2 separate regions of the Homo sapiens genome follow, and region 1 is linked to region 2. The links are chromatin loops, found by intact Hi-C in ENCODE. Cell type or tissue: mammary epithelial cell. All regions are shown on one strand. Links, peaks and the distances in the headings refer to the core of each region. The heading gives the core; the rest is flanking DNA.

Evidence for each region. Peaks named below come from ENCODE experiments on the same cell type or tissue, not always from the same donor. Only the 100,000 strongest peaks of a DNase experiment are listed, where the experiment ranks them.
Region 1: a loop joins it to region 2, with 2.8 times the contacts of the local background. A loop is called at or near these places in 2 of 110 quality-filtered maps.

Annotation. Positions count from the first base shown.
Region 1 is chr17:63,185,739-63,194,070 of GRCh38, forward strand. TANC2 (tetratricopeptide repeat, ankyrin repeat and coiled-coil containing 2) reads left to right here. Exons shown (of 28, transcript NM_001394998.1): 6 at 8,253-8,332. Among named protein-coding and RNA genes, the nearest start is that of TANC2, 220 kb to the left of the region's middle. In mammary epithelial cell, for the core only: no CTCF peak of the experiment used is centred there; a DNase peak (open chromatin) is centred at 3,563; H3K27ac peaks cover 280 bases.
Region 2 is chr17:62,699,160-62,707,491 of GRCh38, forward strand. MARCHF10 (membrane associated ring-CH-type finger 10) reads right to left here. Exons shown (of 11, transcript NM_152598.4): 10 at 6,380-6,422; 11 at 2,155-2,599. The coding sequence ends at 2,544. MARCHF10-AS1 (MARCHF10 antisense RNA 1) reads left to right here and starts at 7,047. Exons shown (of 3, transcript NR_147886.1): 1 at 7,047-7,310; 2 at 8,273-8,332. RefSeq lists silencers at 4,698-5,107, 5,286-5,512 and an enhancer at 6,375-7,166. In mammary epithelial cell, for the core only: a CTCF peak has its summit at 4,775 (motif pointing right); DNase peaks (open chromatin) are centred at 4,182, 4,762 and 5,512; H3K4me3 peaks cover 3,286 bases; H3K27ac peaks cover 3,163 bases.

The DNA of each region.
Region 1 (8,332 bases), core at 135-8,134, 490 kb after region 2:
GCATTTCCCAATAATATTGAACACCTTTACATGTGCTTATTAGCTATTTGGATATTCTCTTTTGTAAATCCTGTATAGATCTTTTGTCTATTTTTTAATTGGATTGTCTTTCTTGTTGATTTGTAGTAGTTATCTCACTCTATGGCTTGCCCTTTTACCTTCTTAATGGTGTCTTTGGTGAAAAGATTGACTTTGCCAATCTTTTTTCTTAATGGTTGTTGCCTTTTGGGCCTTTGTAAGAAATATTTACCTAGTTCTAGGTCATAAAGTTACACTAAAAGGTCGTTTTCCAGAAGACTTATTGCTTCACTTTTTACCTTTGGGTCTATAATCTATATGAAACTTATTCTTTTAAGGACAGGATTTACTTTTCCATATGGATATCATATTGATCTGTCACCAATACTTGAAAACACTCTCATGTTACTGAAACACTGCAGTGAAACTTTTGTTCTGAATCAGGTGATTATATATAGAGAGAGATCTGTTTTTGGATTTTTAAACTCTGTTCCATTGACCACCTTTTTATCTATGCTTTTGTCTAGCTGTGTCTTAATTACTTTAGCTTTATATTAATCTCGATATTAAGCAGTATGCCCTTCTCTCTCTCTCTTTTTTTTTTTTTTTTTTTGAGACAGTGTCTCACTCTTGTTGCCCAGCCTGGAGTGCAATGGCGCAACCTCGGCTCACTGCAACTTCCGCCTCCCAGGTACAAGTGATTCTCCTGCCCCAGCCTCCCGAGTAGCTGGGATTACAGGCACCTGCCAGCACACCCGGCTAATTTTTTGTATTTTTAGTAGAGTCGGGTTTCACCATGTTGGTCAGGCTGGTCTCAAACTCCTGACCTCAGGTGATCCACCCCCCGCTTCAGCCTCCCAAAGTGCTGGGATTACAGGCGTGAGCCACCGCACCCGGGCTTTCTTCGAGTCTTCTATACTATTCTTGGATCTTTCCATTTCCATGTAAAACTTATAATCCCTTAGTCTTTATGGTGACATATTCCTCAACCAGATTTCTGGGAGCGTAGCCTAATGCGTAAACACACTGCTTACAAAGAGCCAAAATAAAACCAAGAACTACAAATTTAAATAGTTTTAATCAGCATAATGCATGAGTGCTGTATGATTTATTTTGTGTATCACAGTCTCACAGAGATTGTTTTTCAACAACCAGATATCTGTTTCTCATACCTCAAAGTTGTCGTCATTATTAAAGAAGTTACAGAATTCCATTCAAGGAAAGTACTGTCTTTGTTTAGGGACATATCTTAATTGGAGTGTATTGTGTTATGAAGATGAGACCCTCTTCATATCACCTGGATGGTCATGGATGAGACAAACATATAGGTCAAATAATTGATATGATGACTTGAGAAATTTTGAGAGTTTTGAGCAAATTCAGTGGGCAGAGGGGAGCTGGGGACTGATGCCTGGCAATATGGTGAGAGACTGGACTTGGAGATGACGGTATAACTTAGGAGTAAAGAGCCTGAGGTCTAGAGCCAGATTGCCTGGCTCAGCCACTTACTAGCCATATGAATTTGGTAAGTTACTTATTCTTTGTATGCTTTATTTTCGTTATTTGTAAAGTATGGATAATATTGCCTACCTTGTAGGGCAGTTTGATGATTAAATTAGTTAATATAGGTAAAATGCTTAGGAATAGTACCTGGCATGTGCAATTAACTAGACTACAGACCTTACTCAGATTTGGTTAATGGTATACTTAATTGCCATATATAGCTAGCTATTATTATAGCTAATAAAAGTTATAATCTGCCCCAGAGAGAACAACCACCAAAAATTATGTTTTTTATATATATATATACATATATGTGTGTGTTTGTGTATATACAGACACATACACATATGTGTTTTTTGAAGAAATGTTCTAAGTGTGATGAAAACTATAAACCCACAGATACAAGAAGTTCAATGAATCCTAAGCACAAGAAACATGAAGATTTCACTAAGACACAATATGAAACTGCTTAAAACTAATGATAAAGGAAAAACTATTAAAATCAGTCAGAAAAATCACAGACAGTGGAGAAACAAAGATGACAGCACACTTCTCTTTGAAAAAAAAATTCAAGACAGAAGACAAGTGGGGCAGCATCCTTTTTTAAATTCTTTAATTTTCAAATTTAGGAATAGCATCTTTAAATTACTGAGACAAAGACACTATCAACCTAGAATGGTATACCCTGAAAAATACATATTTCAAAAATGAAAGCAAAGTGAAGGTTTTCTCAAACATATAAAAAATGGAAGACTTTATCACCAGTTGACTTGTACTACAAGAAATGTCTAAGAAATTTCTTCAGGCAAAAGAAAAATGATACCACATGGAAATTCACAGAACTATACACAAAATGTACCCAAAAAACCCCAACCACAACAAATGAGTGCAGGCAAAATCTGACAAAATCAGGCTGGCCAGGGTGACATGCACCTGTATTCCCAGCATGCTGAGGGTGCTGAGGGTGCTGAGTTTGAGAGGACCACCTGAGCTCAGAGGTTCCGGAACAGCCTGGACAGCAAAGCTGAGACCCCATCTCTTAAAAAAAAAAAAAAAATCTGGCTGGGTGCAGTGGCGTAGTCCCAGCACTTTGAGAGGCCTAGGTGGGCAGATCATGAGGTCAAGAGATCAAGACCATCCTGGCCAACATGGTGAAACCCCATCTCTACTAAAAATACAAAAAATTAGCTGGGCATGGTGGTGGGCGCCTGTAGTCCCAGCTACTGGGGAGGCTGAGGCAGGAGAATTGCTTAAACCCAGGAGGCGGAGGTTGCAGTGAGCTGAGCCCCACTGTACTCCAGCCTGGTGACAGAGTGAGACTCTGTCCAAAAAAAAAAAAAAAAACTGGCAAAATCTGAATAAGGTTTGTAGTCTAGTTAATTGTATTCTCCCAGTGTCATTTTCCCATATAACTCACTGTGGTTATGTAAAATGTTACCTTTGGGAAAACTGGGTGATGGGTACATGGTTCTATCTGTACTGTTATGGGGTTTTCATATTTATTAATAACAGCTATACTGAAATGTAATTCACATACCAAAAAATACATCCTTTTAAGATGTACACCTCAGTGATACTTTAGTATATTTACAGACTTGTGTAACTATCACCACTAATTTTAGAGCATTTTTATCACCCCCCCCCAAAAAAAAATGTCCCGTGCCCATTCACAGTCACTCCCCACACAACCCAGTCCTAGGCAATGGCTTGTCTACTTTTTATTTCCACAGATTTGCCTATTCCAGACATTTCATATGATTGGAATCACACAATATGTAGTCTTTTGTGTCTGATTTTCTTAGCACAATACTTTCAGTGAGTGTTCTTTCATTTTATGGCATGTATCAGTATTTCTTTTTTTTTCATGGCCAAATGTTCCCTAATGGGAATATATGACATTTTATTTATCCATTCACCATTTGAGGGACAGTGGGGTTCTATTTTTGACTGTTATGAATAACACTGCTATGACCATTCATGTACAAGTTGATGTGTGTTTTCAGTTCTTTTGGGTATATGCCTAGGAGTAGATCTGCTGAGTCACATGGTAACTCTATGTGTAACATCTTGAGGAACTGCCAAACTATTTTCAAAGTGTCTGCACAATTTTACATTGCTACCATTATTGTATGAAGGTTCCAATAAATTTCACTATTTCTTATTGCTTGTCTTTTTTGTTTTACCCATCCTAGTGGATATAACTTGATATCTCCTTGTGGTTTTGATTTGCATTTCCCTTAATGACTAATTATGTCAAACATCCTTTCATGTACTTATTGACCATTTGTATACCCTCTTTGGTGAAATGTCTATTCCAGTATTTTGCCTATGTTCTAATTCATTTATTTGCCTTTTTATGGTTGAGTAGTAGGAGTTCTTTATGTAGTCTGGGTTCAAGTCCCTTGAACACATGATTCACATATATTTTCTCCCATTTAGTGGGTTGTCTTTTCACTCTCTTGATGGTATCCTTTGAAGCATGACACTTCTTAATATTGATGAAGTCTGATTTATCTGTTTTTCCTTTTGTCACTTGTGCTTTTAGTGTCATATCTAAGAAATCATTGCCTAACCAAAGGTCACAAAGTTTACTACCATGTTTTCTTCTAAGAGTTTTATAGTTTTAGCTTATACATTTAGGTCCACAATACATTTTTAGTTAATTTTGATATATGAGGTAGGGCTTCATCTTCATACCTTTGTTTGTGGTTATCCAGTTGTCCCAACACCGTTGAAGAGATTATTTTTTCCCATTGAATTGTCATTGCATCCTTGTTAAAAATCATTTGGCCAAGGCAGGAATGGTGACTCATGCCTGTAATTTTAGCACTTTGGGAGGGTGAAGTGGGAGGATTGCTTAAGCCCAGGAGTTCAAGACCAGCCTGGGCAACATAATGAGGCACCATCTCTACAAAAAAATTTTTAAAAAAATTATCCAGGCATGGCAGTGCATACCTGTAGCCCTAGCTACTCAGGAGGCTGAGGCAAGAGGATTGCTTGAGCCCAGGAGGTCGAGGCTGCAGTGAGCCATGGTTGTACCACTGCATTCCAGCCTGGGCAACAGAGCGAGACCCTGTCCTAGAAAAGAAAAAAAAAGATCAATTGACCATAATGTAAGAGTATTATTTCTGGACTCTTTATTTCATTGGTCTATTCTGATGCCAGTACCATACTGCCTTGATTAATGTTGCGTTGTAATAAATTTTGAAAATAGGAAATGTGAGTCTTCCAACTCTGTTCTTCTTTTTAAAGGTTGTTTTTTAATTTTGGGCCCCTTATATTTCCATATAATTTTTATGATCAGCTGGTCAATTTCTGCAAAAATAAGGGAAGAAGGAAAGGAAGCGAGTAAGCAAGCAGCTGGAATTTTGATAAGGATTGCATTAAATTGGTAGATTGATTTGGGGAGTATTGATATCATAACAAAATTGTCTTCCAAACCATGAACATGGAAAACCATAATGCACCCTCCCCCCTGCAAAAAAAGAAGATTTGATACACACAATATGGATGAAACTCATTCTAAAATACACATTGCCTCCAAAGACCAGACAATCTTTAAAGTATGTCAAAGAATTTTCTTAAATTTTTTTAAATCACTTTCTCTGTTCTTAAAAATTAAGAACCCAATAACCCTGATAATTTAGCACTGATTTCTCTCTCTTAAGCTACCACTATTTCCATTAAATCCTCCCTTTTAGTGATCTTCAAATGGCCCTATTGTTAATTGTAATGAGGGGGAAAAAGGCTATCTTTATTCCACTGGCCAGACTTTTTTCTCCTGGTAAATTTTCATTTTGCAGGCAGAGAGGTTTTATCGTAGCAGTTACTTGCAAGTGGGAAGTAGAAATGAAACAAAAAGGGAAGAAAAATGGTAGTATTTAAGGAAGAATGCAGAATCAACGTACACTAAGTAGGAAAAAAATGAAAATGCGTGACCTGGTGACATTTTAAGCATATTTTAAATGAAATGGTTTGGAGGGGAGGACCTGGCTTTGTGTTTCAACATACAGTATTTGAATACACTATTATGTTGGTGCAAAAGTAATTGTGGTTTTTGCCATTACCTTTAATGGTGCCATAATGGCAAAAACCTCAATTACTTTTGCACCAAACTAATAAATTCCTGCAAGTGAGAAGCTGTTCATCTGGTCCTACAGAGCAACTTCAAAATATATTTCAGATATTCCCACCTTTTAAAAAAATATATTATTTATTTTTCAGACAGGATCTTGCTCTGTTGCCCAGGCTGGAGTGCAGTGACATGATCATGGCTAACTGCTACCTCGGCCTCCTGGGTTCAAGCAGTTCTCCTGCCTCAGTCTCCTAAGTAGCTGGGACCACAGGCGCGCGCCACCACACCCAGCCAATTTTTGTATTTTTTGCAGAGACGGGGTTTCACCACGTTGCCCAGGCTGGTCTTGAACTCCTGGGCTCAAGTGATCAACCTGCCTCGGCATCCCAAAGTGCTGGGATTTCAAGCATGAGCCACCGCGCCTGGCCCCACCCTTGTTTGTTTTCAGAAGTAACTATTTTTAATTTATTTTAAAATAGGAAATGAAAGTGGAATAGGGAAGAGGTTACTGACAGTTAAGTCTGTAATCTAGAAACCAGAAAGGAAGTGCCTCTACTGTTTCTACTTTATTCCACCAGAAATCCTGGCATACTTTCAGGAAGAGGAGACAGAGGCAGCCGTTGATAATCTAAGACTTAAGATGGAGGGATTCGCAATTAGGTCCCTGTCTGTTATTTGAGAAGCCCCCACTAATTCATCTACTAGGCCTTTCATAATGTGTAAAATTTTACTCAAGATCAACAAATAAGAAAAGTTCAAAACAAATGTAATTGCCAAAGATAGTTTTTTCGTATCATAACCTGGTATCGGATTTCTTTCGTTATAGAGTGCACGACAGATAATATATTAATGTCATCCTCAAATGATATTTTGAGACGAGGTAAGTAAATAGGAAAGAAAAAGTAGATTTAGCAAGGTTTAAAAAATACCAGTCAAACCAGATGAAAAGGACCTGGTGTGGTAGCAGTATCTAATATAGCCACTCACAGAAGAATTCTTGAACTTCTTTCTGCATTAGTACTTGGAAGTACTGAAAGTAGTAATGTAGAAAGGGTTGCAGTTATCTGTCTCTTAAGAACCTCCATTCGATTACCTTACTTAGTGTTTACAACATGCTTTGTTAAGATTATTGAGATTAACATGCTATGAGCAATATGCCTATTATTACAAGTTATCTCTTATTCAGACATTCTCACCATTTGTAATATTTCTTTCCAGTGAGGAAGACACTGTGTTGTGCTCATTGGGAGCATAGATTCTGGAGTCAGGGAGCTCAAGTTCTAATCCTGGCTCTGCCATTTACTGGTTTTATTACTTTGAGCAAATAATTTAATGTATCTGTGCCTCTATTTTCTCATCTGTAAAATGAGGGTAATAATTTCTACCTTAGAAAGTGGAATCTAAAGTTATGAAGGTTAAGCTAATATATGTAAAGTGTTTACACTAGTGACTTGTACATCATAAGCATTATGTAAGTATATGCTAAATAAATATATACTCTTATTTTCCATATAGATTATAAACTTTTCAAAGTCAATGACTATATCTCCGTGTTGTATAAATTCTCGTATCTGTTGTTAACCATGTACATAGGAAACACTTATTATCAGAGTAACTTTGTAGGAGACAGTGAAATAGAGCCCCAGAATATCTAGAGGTCTGGAATCTACAATGAGAAAAATTTGCAAAAGATTAGTTAGTTTAACCTTTAGGAGGGAGGAAAGTGTTACTCATTAATTTGAAGAGACCAGTTTTGCCTTTTCATTTTATCAAGGAATAAGAAGCTTTCAATTGTTCTTGAGAAAAAAATAAGTTATCTAAATGTTTATAACATAAAAATAACCCTACTGATTCTCTTATTTCTGTTCTGTGGCAAAGAAATCTATTTATGTTGCCTCTGGGAGGATAATAGGAGAGGAAAAATAGAGCCTTGTTTTTCTACCTTGACATACATTCAGTGAGAGTTTTGTAGAGATTTTTCACAGATGGAACTTGAGTTCAGTACTAATACACAAAAATACACATATACCCTATCTCTGACCCCCAGCTTGTGACTTTATTAGAGAAGTTGATATAAATGTTAAATGGAATAATAACAATGCAGATCTTACCTTCTTAGCATTTGGAGTGGTTTACTGTGTAATACTGAATATCCTAAATAATAGGATATGATTGTGTTTTGTGATGCTGTTGTTTTGGCATCAAACCGTATGACACTTCAGTTAATGCTTGTAATGCTAATGGATATATCTGACCCCATAAAAAGATTTTTGTAAAGTCCTTTAAAATCTGTGCTACTGTGGATTGTTACAAGGTGAGATTAAATGCTCTGAATTTAGAACAAAGCCTGAATAAATATGGACGGTAAGTCAACCTAACATAAACAGATACTCATTTTAGGTAAAATTTTTTTTCTGCCTCACATTTATAATCATTTTGAGTTCCCTGGCTCATTTTTATTTGATTCGTGTAAATTTTTTACTTGGAAGCGAATTTATATTGGGAGTGAGTAGTCCAAGAAAAACCTCATAACTTTGTAATTTTTGAGTTAAAATGTGAAAACTAAAGAAATGACCAAAGTGAATGTACAAATAGTTGCAGAACTAGACCATTTTATTTTGAAAGATTCATGTTCTTCAATGCCTTCTTGTTACAGGTGATGCTGAACAGGAGCTTGGCCCCCCTCCATCTGTAGATGAGGCAGCAAACACACTCATGACTCGTCTGGGTTTCCTC
Region 2 (8,332 bases), core at 130-8,129:
CTTATTTTTAGACGTGCACTGTCCCTTCTTATACATTCCTCAGTACTGGATCCTGGACAAATCTTTAGTCAACCTTAAAGTTTAGTTCAAAAGGCTCATTTTCTCATAGAGTTTGAGGCCATTTTTGTGAGTGGAGGAACTTGAGGTTTTAGGAATTTTATTTAAATCATGGAGATATTTTCGACTCGAATGGCTCTTAACTTTGATCTTGGGTCTAGGCTGCCTGGTTGAAACTACTACTGGTTTTCTTTCTTTTTTTTTTTTTGAGATGGAGTTTCGCTGTGTTGCCCAAGCTGGAGTGCGATGGCGCAATCTCGGCTCACTGCAACCTCCGCCTCCTGGGTTCAAGCAATTCTCTTGCCTCGGCCTCCCAAGTAGCTGGGTTTACAGGCATGTGCCACTATGCCTGGCTAATTCTTTTTGTGTTTAGTAGAGTTGGGTTTTCGCCATGTTGGTCAGGCTGGTCTAGAACTCCCGACCTCAGGTGATCCACCCACCTCTGCCTCCCAGTGCTGGGATTACAGGCGTGAGCCACTGTGCCCAGCGAACCTACTGGTTGGTTTTCAAGAGTTGCATCACTTTAACTGGAACATATCGGAAGAGTGGGACCAGATTTTAAGGTGAGTCAAGCCTGGCCTTCCTAAAACCCTATTGACTCCTTAATTCAGCTCAGGGCACCCCTTTGCCGCAAAAATCTCATCCTTTGAGACCCCTAGGAGAGGGTGAGTCGGGGAAGCAGGGGCCTCTCCTAGTCTGAGAAGTCTTAAAGGCAGGGGGGAGAAGTGCCGCCTCCTCATTTCATCTTTCTCTCTCGTTCTCCTCTCTCTGCCCTTTCTCTGTCCCTCCCTCCATTTTTTAGAAAATCTATAGAGGCAATGAGCTTTAGCAAATTTATCCAGTTGTGTAAATATTGCCACAAAGCAGCTTTATAACACCTCACTCACCCCCAATAGTCCCCTGGACCCTATTTGCAGTCAATCCCTGCTCCTTTCCCAGCCCCCAGCAACTACTGATCTGCTTGCTGTCTCTCTAGTTTTGCCTTTTCTAGAAATTGTGTAAAATGAATCATATACTATGTAGTGTTTGGTGTCTGGCTTTTCTCACTTAGCATAACATTTTTGCATGTACCGTAGTTTGTCCCCTCCATCTTTTATTATTATTATTATTATTTGTGACAGGGTCTTGTAGCCTTGTCTACAAGGCTGCAGTACAGTGGTGCGATCATGGCTCACTGCAACCTTGACCCCCTAGGCTCGTGCGATCCTCCTACCTCAGCCTCCCGAGTAGCTGGGCCCACGAGGGTATGCCACTACACATGGCAAATTTTTAAATTTTTTTTGTAGAGACAGGGTCTCGCTATGGCCCAGGCTGATTTCAAACTTCTGGGCTCAAGCGGTCTACCTGCCTTGGCCTCCCAAAGTGCTGAGCTTATAGGCATGAGCCACCATAACTGGCCCTTTTATTTTTATTTATTTATTTTTGAGGTGGAGTCTTGCTTTGTTGCCCAGGCTGGAGTGCAGTGGTGCGATCTCAGCTTACTGCAGGGGTTCAAGTGAATCTCATGCCTCAGCCTCCCAAGTAGCTGGGACTACAGATGTCCACCACCACGCCCAGCTAATTTTTTTTTTTTTTTTGGTATTTTTAGTAGAGACAGGGTTTTGCCACGTTGGCCAGGCTGGCCTCCAATTCCTGACCTCAAGTGATCCATCCTCCTCGGCTTCCCAAAGTGCTGGGATTACAGGTGTGAGCCACCATGTCCAGCTCTTTTATTGTTTTTTGGCTTAAAAAACAATTTTTTTTAAACAAAAACACACACACACACACACGTACTCAAACACACTCGCACACACAATTTTCTCACTAACCCTCTGACCTTCCACCCCAAGTCCTGACTTGGTCTTTGGGCCCTAAGATGCAATCAGGAAAAAAAGTGTGGAGTCCACACCCCAGTTGGGTCCTAAGTGGGTACCTACAGGGGCAGCCACCATCCAGCCTGCCCCAGCCCATGGGGGCCCAGGATGTAGCATCCCCAGTGATGGTGGGAGCAAGGGAGAAGTAGAGGTGAGATGTGGGCTGTGACATGTGCTTCCCTCTCCCTCCAGCTTGAGACCCTTGGCCTCTGACCAAGGCAAGTGAAATAAACATGAACGAAGCTGGGAGAATAATGTCAGTTTACTGAATGAATACATGGCTCGAGTCCATTCAGGGTGGAGTGAGGCCTGGCAGGTGCCCTCAGCAGTGGGACCCCAGGCCACTGGACCTGGCAGGGCTTCTGGGCTAAGGGGGCAGCACCAGGCCAGCCTGCCAGGGGCTCCACAGTCCCACGCTGCTTGACCTGTGCTGTCTGGGACTAGACTGGTCGCTGTGGCTGCCCATAGATGCTCAAGCCAGACCCCAAAAGAGAGTGGCACGAGGTGAAAATCTAACTGTGAACGCTTTGGTTTCAGTTTCAGTAAAGAGGAGGAGGGAGGGAGGCACTTGGGGACGTAGAAAGAAGGGCTGGCGGGAGAGGTCTCCGCCGAGCTCCACAGTTGGCTTCCTTGCTAGACGACCTGGCTTTGAGAAATGCTGCCTTCATTTCCATCTCCCAACTCCGAATCTGGAAGGCAAGAAGGTGTTTCAGGCTGGAGGGCCGCAGCAGACCGTGGGTCTGTTACAGGGGGCACGGCACTGCTGCTTCATCTTCTCCCACCCCATCCCTGAGGCCCAGCCACCCACATGGCCACAGTGCCTGGAACCGTGTGGGGAACAGAGACCTGCAGTCTGGGGCCGGGGAATCCACAGACTGCCCCATTGGGGTTTCAGCCACACCAGCTTCCCCCAAAGACAGCATCTTGGTCATCTCCACGTCCCCACATAGCCTGGTGCAGAACTTGTTTTCAGGCTGAATAGCTGCAGGGGCCATTGCTTCCTCTCAGGGTAAGGCCCCACTTGAACCCCCGCTTCCTAATTTGGCAGGGAAGGGGGAACGGACCCAGGTGTTTCAGGAGTCTTTCAGAAATCAATGGCTGGATGCAGAGGGACAAGTGATAGGACGGGGAAAGGGAGGGAGAGCAAGAGGCACTGGGACGCAGTGCAGTCCCAGTGGAGGAGGTGGAGTTGGTGGGGGTGGGTGGTCTCCTTTATTCTTCGGGGAAACTCTTGTCTCAATATGTTTCTTTCCCCCTTGGCTTGAGTGAATGCTCTCTGACAATTTAGAAACAGTTTAAGCCAGGCGTGGTGGCTCACGCCTGTAATCCCAGCGCTTTGGAAGGCCAAGGGGCGGGGGGCGGGGGGCGGCGAATCACTTGAGGTCAGGAGTTCGAGACCAGCCTGGCCAACATAGCAAAACCCCATCTCTACTTAAAATACAAAAAATTAGCCAGGGGTGGTGGCGGGTGTCTGTAATCCCAGCTGCTTAGGAGGTTGAGGCAGGAGAATCGCTTGAACTTGGGAGGCAGAGGCTGCAGTGAGCCGAGATCGTGCCACTGCACTTCAGCCTGGGTGACAGAGCGAGACTCCATCTCAAAAAGAAAAATAAAAAAAGAAAAAAGAAAAGAAAGAAAGTTTCTGCCTGTTGTGGAAGAAACTGTTGCACGGAGCAGGAGCAACTGACATCCCCTCAATCCTACCTGGACCCTCTCACCCTCTCAGTTCTACCCAAGGAAGCCCAAGCCCCTGAGCTGCCCCCATCCCCTCGTCCATCCTGCGCTTTCTCCAAAAGCCAGTAGCCTTGACTGGGTGTTTGGGGAGGTGCTCTGGCCCAGCCTTTGGCCAAGGGCCCTCACACCCGCCCCTGTTCCTGCCCCTGTCCTCATCTGTTTGCATATCTGCAGGAGGTATTGCCCCCACTACCGACCCACCACCCCTTGTCTTGGTGACACTGGGAAGTTATTTGTGCCACTGGGAAGCAGCTGTCCTGGTGCTGGTTCCTGGGCACACCCAGGGACTCTCCCCAGCTGCCCTAACCTCGGTTTCACTTGTGGCATTTGTGTGAGGCTTTGGTTCTCACGTGCAAGGGAGGGGGGCCTGGTCAGCAGGCTGGCATGGGCACCACAGAGTCACAAAGAGGCTGGCACCTCTCTGTGCTACCTGGTGTGCCCTGATGTTTTGCCTCTTTTCCTCCTGTGTACCTCAACCGAGCTAGGGCAGCAGGTCACAGCTGTGACTCACCTCCGGCAACCCATATTAACAAAGTGCTGCCAACCAGGCGAGTCATGCCAGGATGCCAGGGGACCAAGGGAGTGTGGCCTATGGGGGAGGCTGGGTGCCCATGGCTCTGCCAATGGCTACCCTGGCTCTTGTCTTGAGAACGGCTCTGGCGGGAAGCCAGGCCAAGGCTGCGACTGGTCAGCACCCCAGGATGGTCCCTCTGTGCTGGGTTCTCCTCGGCCTCGGCTGTGCCCACCCGTGTCTGGGGTGTGTGCTGAGCTGGGGGCAGGTGGAGATGGCCTGGGCCTCCAGGGGAGAACTGGCTGTCTCCACCTTGGGGCCGAGAGCGGCAGGGGAGGGTTGGTGATGGGGTGGATCCTCCAGCGGGTCCCAGTTCCCGGAGGAAGGATGACAAATGAGTGTGGGTCGCTCCCTCTGTGGGACCATTTGCCTCGGAGCAGCAGGGAAGGGCGGCAGGTTCCCTGCCTCCCGTGGCGACTCTTTTCGGAGCACCACCCTAGGGATGTTCTTCTGCCCTCCGGAGACGTCGGTCTTCCCTGGGGCCGGGGCTCAAGGCCAGGGTGCCCCAAGCCCAGGCTCCAGGGTGTGCGGGGAAAGGCTCGGTCCTGCTCGGCGCGGCTCGCCCTGGGCACTAGGGGTCGCCCCTGCCCAGCGGAAGCCACGCGGGCGCGCCCGGTCGCCGCAGGTTTCCCCGGACCGGGAAAAGCGAGGCGTCTCCGGGGCGGGGCTGGGGAGGGGGCGCCTGGGCGCGGCGCCGGGACCCTGCTGCCCTGTCCTCCCGGCCGCGGCTGGACGGAGCGCGGGGCCGCAGCAACCAGGCCGGGCTCCCCGTCGCGCCCCTTCCGGAGCGGGAGGCCCTCGCCGAGGCGGAGGCTGGGACGCGCGGGGCGGGCGGCGGCGGGGAGCCGCGGGGCCGAGGCGCAGGGCGTTTTCCCCGGAGGTGCGGCGTGCGCCCGCGACACAAAGGTCTTTTAAAGACCTCGCAGCGCCCTTCCCGGCTGCGGAGGCTGGAGGCCCGGGGGGGCGAGGCCGGGGTCGGGGGTGGCCGCGCGAGGGGGCGCTGGGATCGGCCAGACCCCGCGGTTGCGCCCGGGCTGGGGCTCCCGGGCTCCTTTTGTGGAAAAGAGCGGAAAGCAGGGCCCTCTCCGGGTCTCTGAAAATGGTCAGTTCGGCTTCGCAGGGCTGCGTGCCCGGAATAATAAATTGGCTTCTCTAGGGTCGTAATCTGGGCCCCACCCCGAGCAGCTTTGAGCTGGTTCGCGCCTTCCAGGCAGGACTACTGGGAGTTCTCAAAAGCACCCCCGCAGTCGGCTGTGTCAGGATCACCTGGGTCCGGTGTGAACACGATTCCAGGGCCCCACCCCATCGCCTGAAGCGGAATCTCTGGGCGGGGCCCAGGAAACCGAGTTTTTGGTGAGTTCCCGGGTGATTCTGATGGCAAAGCCCATGTGGGAGCCACTGTTCTAAGGGCTTTTGGACAGGCAGTTGTGAAATTTTCCCCCAGAAGAATCTCTGGGGACCCAGTTGTCACACACCGCTGGATTCACTGCGGTGTTGATTCTGCCTCCTGATGAAGTTCTTCCCGAGTCTGACTTCGAGCCCGCCTGCTTTATTAAGCACGTTTTTCTCCAGTCGTTTTTTTTTTTTTTTAATGGAAAAAGGAACAGGGAGAAGGCTTTTCTCGAACCTGTTTGCAGAGAGCCGTCTTGCCCGCTTTGAGGGCCCTTTCTTGGGAGACCTGTTTGCTTTGTTCAACCTCTGAATTCAGCAGACCCCAAATCCACCAAGGCCACTAGCTTGTGAGTGAATGTGGTCCCTTCAGGTAAGGGCCAGACAGCCCCTGCCAGGGCTTGGGGAGGGTTTTCCTAGAGGAATCCTGGCAGTAAAAAAACCAACCCCCAAACTCTCCAAGTGCTGGACGCTGGAGAATCCCAGCAAGGAAAAGGAACAAATCTTATCTCATGCCGGAAGATAACCTCTTCCCTTTGTTGGCGCCTTTCCTTGCGTTCAGGATGAATTAAAATTCTTATCTGCTCTGCATCCAGTGAACTTGGCCTCGCCTTCCTGATTGTTTGCTGCGGCTGACTTTCCCAAGCTTTGCGGGGTTATTTTTGCCTCTGGGTGGTGGTCATTCCTTCCTTCCATGGCATTTGGTTCCACACAGTCACAGAAAAAGAGTAATTTAGCAAACACCCTCAAAATGGCAGGACTGGCCCCCAAAACCTACTTTCATTTTCCTCTGTTCTGGGTTGTGGGTAATTTCTTGACAACTACAAGAAAGAAGACAATGAGAAATGAATTGTTTTTTCCAATACGATTGTGAACAGATGTATAACCTCCTAGTCGCAGCAACGTTCTAGGAATCCCTTACACCACTTTAAAGGGGCAGGAAAATGGGCAGAGGTGCTGAGGGCTGGGTGAGTGCTAAGCATTGGCAGGGCTCAGCCTCATCCTGACGAGAGCTGCAGCCATAACCTGGGTCACCTTTGCTGTCTCGGGCTTCTAAATTTGGCAGCGAGAACAGACTCGCTTCCTTTGAGCAATTGATCTGAATAGCAGAATCCCATTCTGATGGTCCGAATCACATTTACAGGCTGTGGGGGTGAAGGCCGTGCTAATTGGCCACTTGCCTCACCACTGGCTTTGAAACAATCGCTTGTATTCTCTGCGCGGCAGGAAGCAGCAGACCCATCAAGGCCCTGGGCTCACTCTTTGTTCTGACTTTATGGCATTTTATGCCACAATAAGAAACACTGTGTACTCCGTGGGAGCCCATTGTGCCAGGCTGCAAGGATGTGGGCTCCGGTGCAGAGGGCCTGGTGCTCTTCCCCAGGAAGAAGAGGGGCTTTGTGACAGGCTGGGGGACAAAACAAGGGGTGCTGGACACTGTTACTGAGGCAACTGCCTGGCCAGTGTGGAGGCAGCTTTAGTCCCTGGGACCGTTTCTGTGCCCAAGGAGAGGGAGGGCAGGGGAAGGATGGAATTTCATCTAGAGTAGCAGGTCCTGGTTGCCTGGTAAATTATGCATCAGGACTGGGCTAGCCACTGCCTCCGTTTTCTCTGGGCTCCTGAGATAACCTCCACCTGCCTCTAGATTCTGTGCCAGCTGATCGTTATCTATCTCATCAACTCTTGTTCCATCAGGAAACTGCATCTTGGTGAGTGGGAAGTTTTTGTGACTGTGGACCAAACCTGGGCTTCCCATATTTTGGGTTGATCTGGGCCTTGGAGGGAAGAGCTTTCGGTTTTGTAGAAATGATGTGGATAGGAACTGGGGTAGGCACAGTCCATCCAGTCTCACACGTGAATGAACCAACGGGGATTTGAGAATGGCTTCTAGATCGTACCTGCCCCTCCGGCCAGCCCCGGGGCTCCCTTCCCCTGCACCTAGCCTGAAGTTTTCCACCATTAACGGCACACCTGGGGCAGAAGACAGAGTAGGGTCCTTGCTCCAGGAGATCGTTGTAATAATCAGATAGAGACAAGACCTGAGCTGGGAGGAAGCCAGGACACGGGGGATGGGGGACCAGGCCCTGACAAACGGAGTGCTCCGTGTGGGGGCTGAAAGGGAAGGAGGAGAGGGAAGGCAGGGCCATTTAGCTTCACCTCAAAGGTGGGGTAAAGTGAGGCTGGTGGGTCCTGTCTTCTCTGGAGATGCTCCCCGATGGGAGGAAAGGCCAGCTTCCTGCCGGCCACTTGCAGAAGCGAGCATCCAGTGCTTCCGCCAGCCTGTCCCTCACCCCAGACCCAGCCCTGTCCTTCCCATGTCTGATGCTCCCACACGGGCCCCCTTATTACCCCGTGCCATTGCAGCAGCCTCCCGGCTGGTTTCTTTCCCCTGCAATGTGGCTGCCCAAGTTCTCCTCCCAAAACCCACATCTCCTGGCCTGCCAATCCCAGGCTGGAAACTGTTCCATGGCCTCCAGAGCCGCTCACAAACCCTTCCCGCCCCACTCCCTGCCTGCACCTTAGGCTCATTCTCTGCCCTCCCTGGCCACACACCTCCCTGACTTTCCCCAAACATGCAGGTCTTTCCATGTCTCTGTGCGTTTCCATTTCCCTCTGCATGGAACACTCTTTCCCATCACACCTACCCTTGCCCATCTGCCAAACCCTCCAGGATTCTGGGTCAACATCATCCCCACGGTGGATCCATTGGTGAGAGCAATAATGAAGCAGG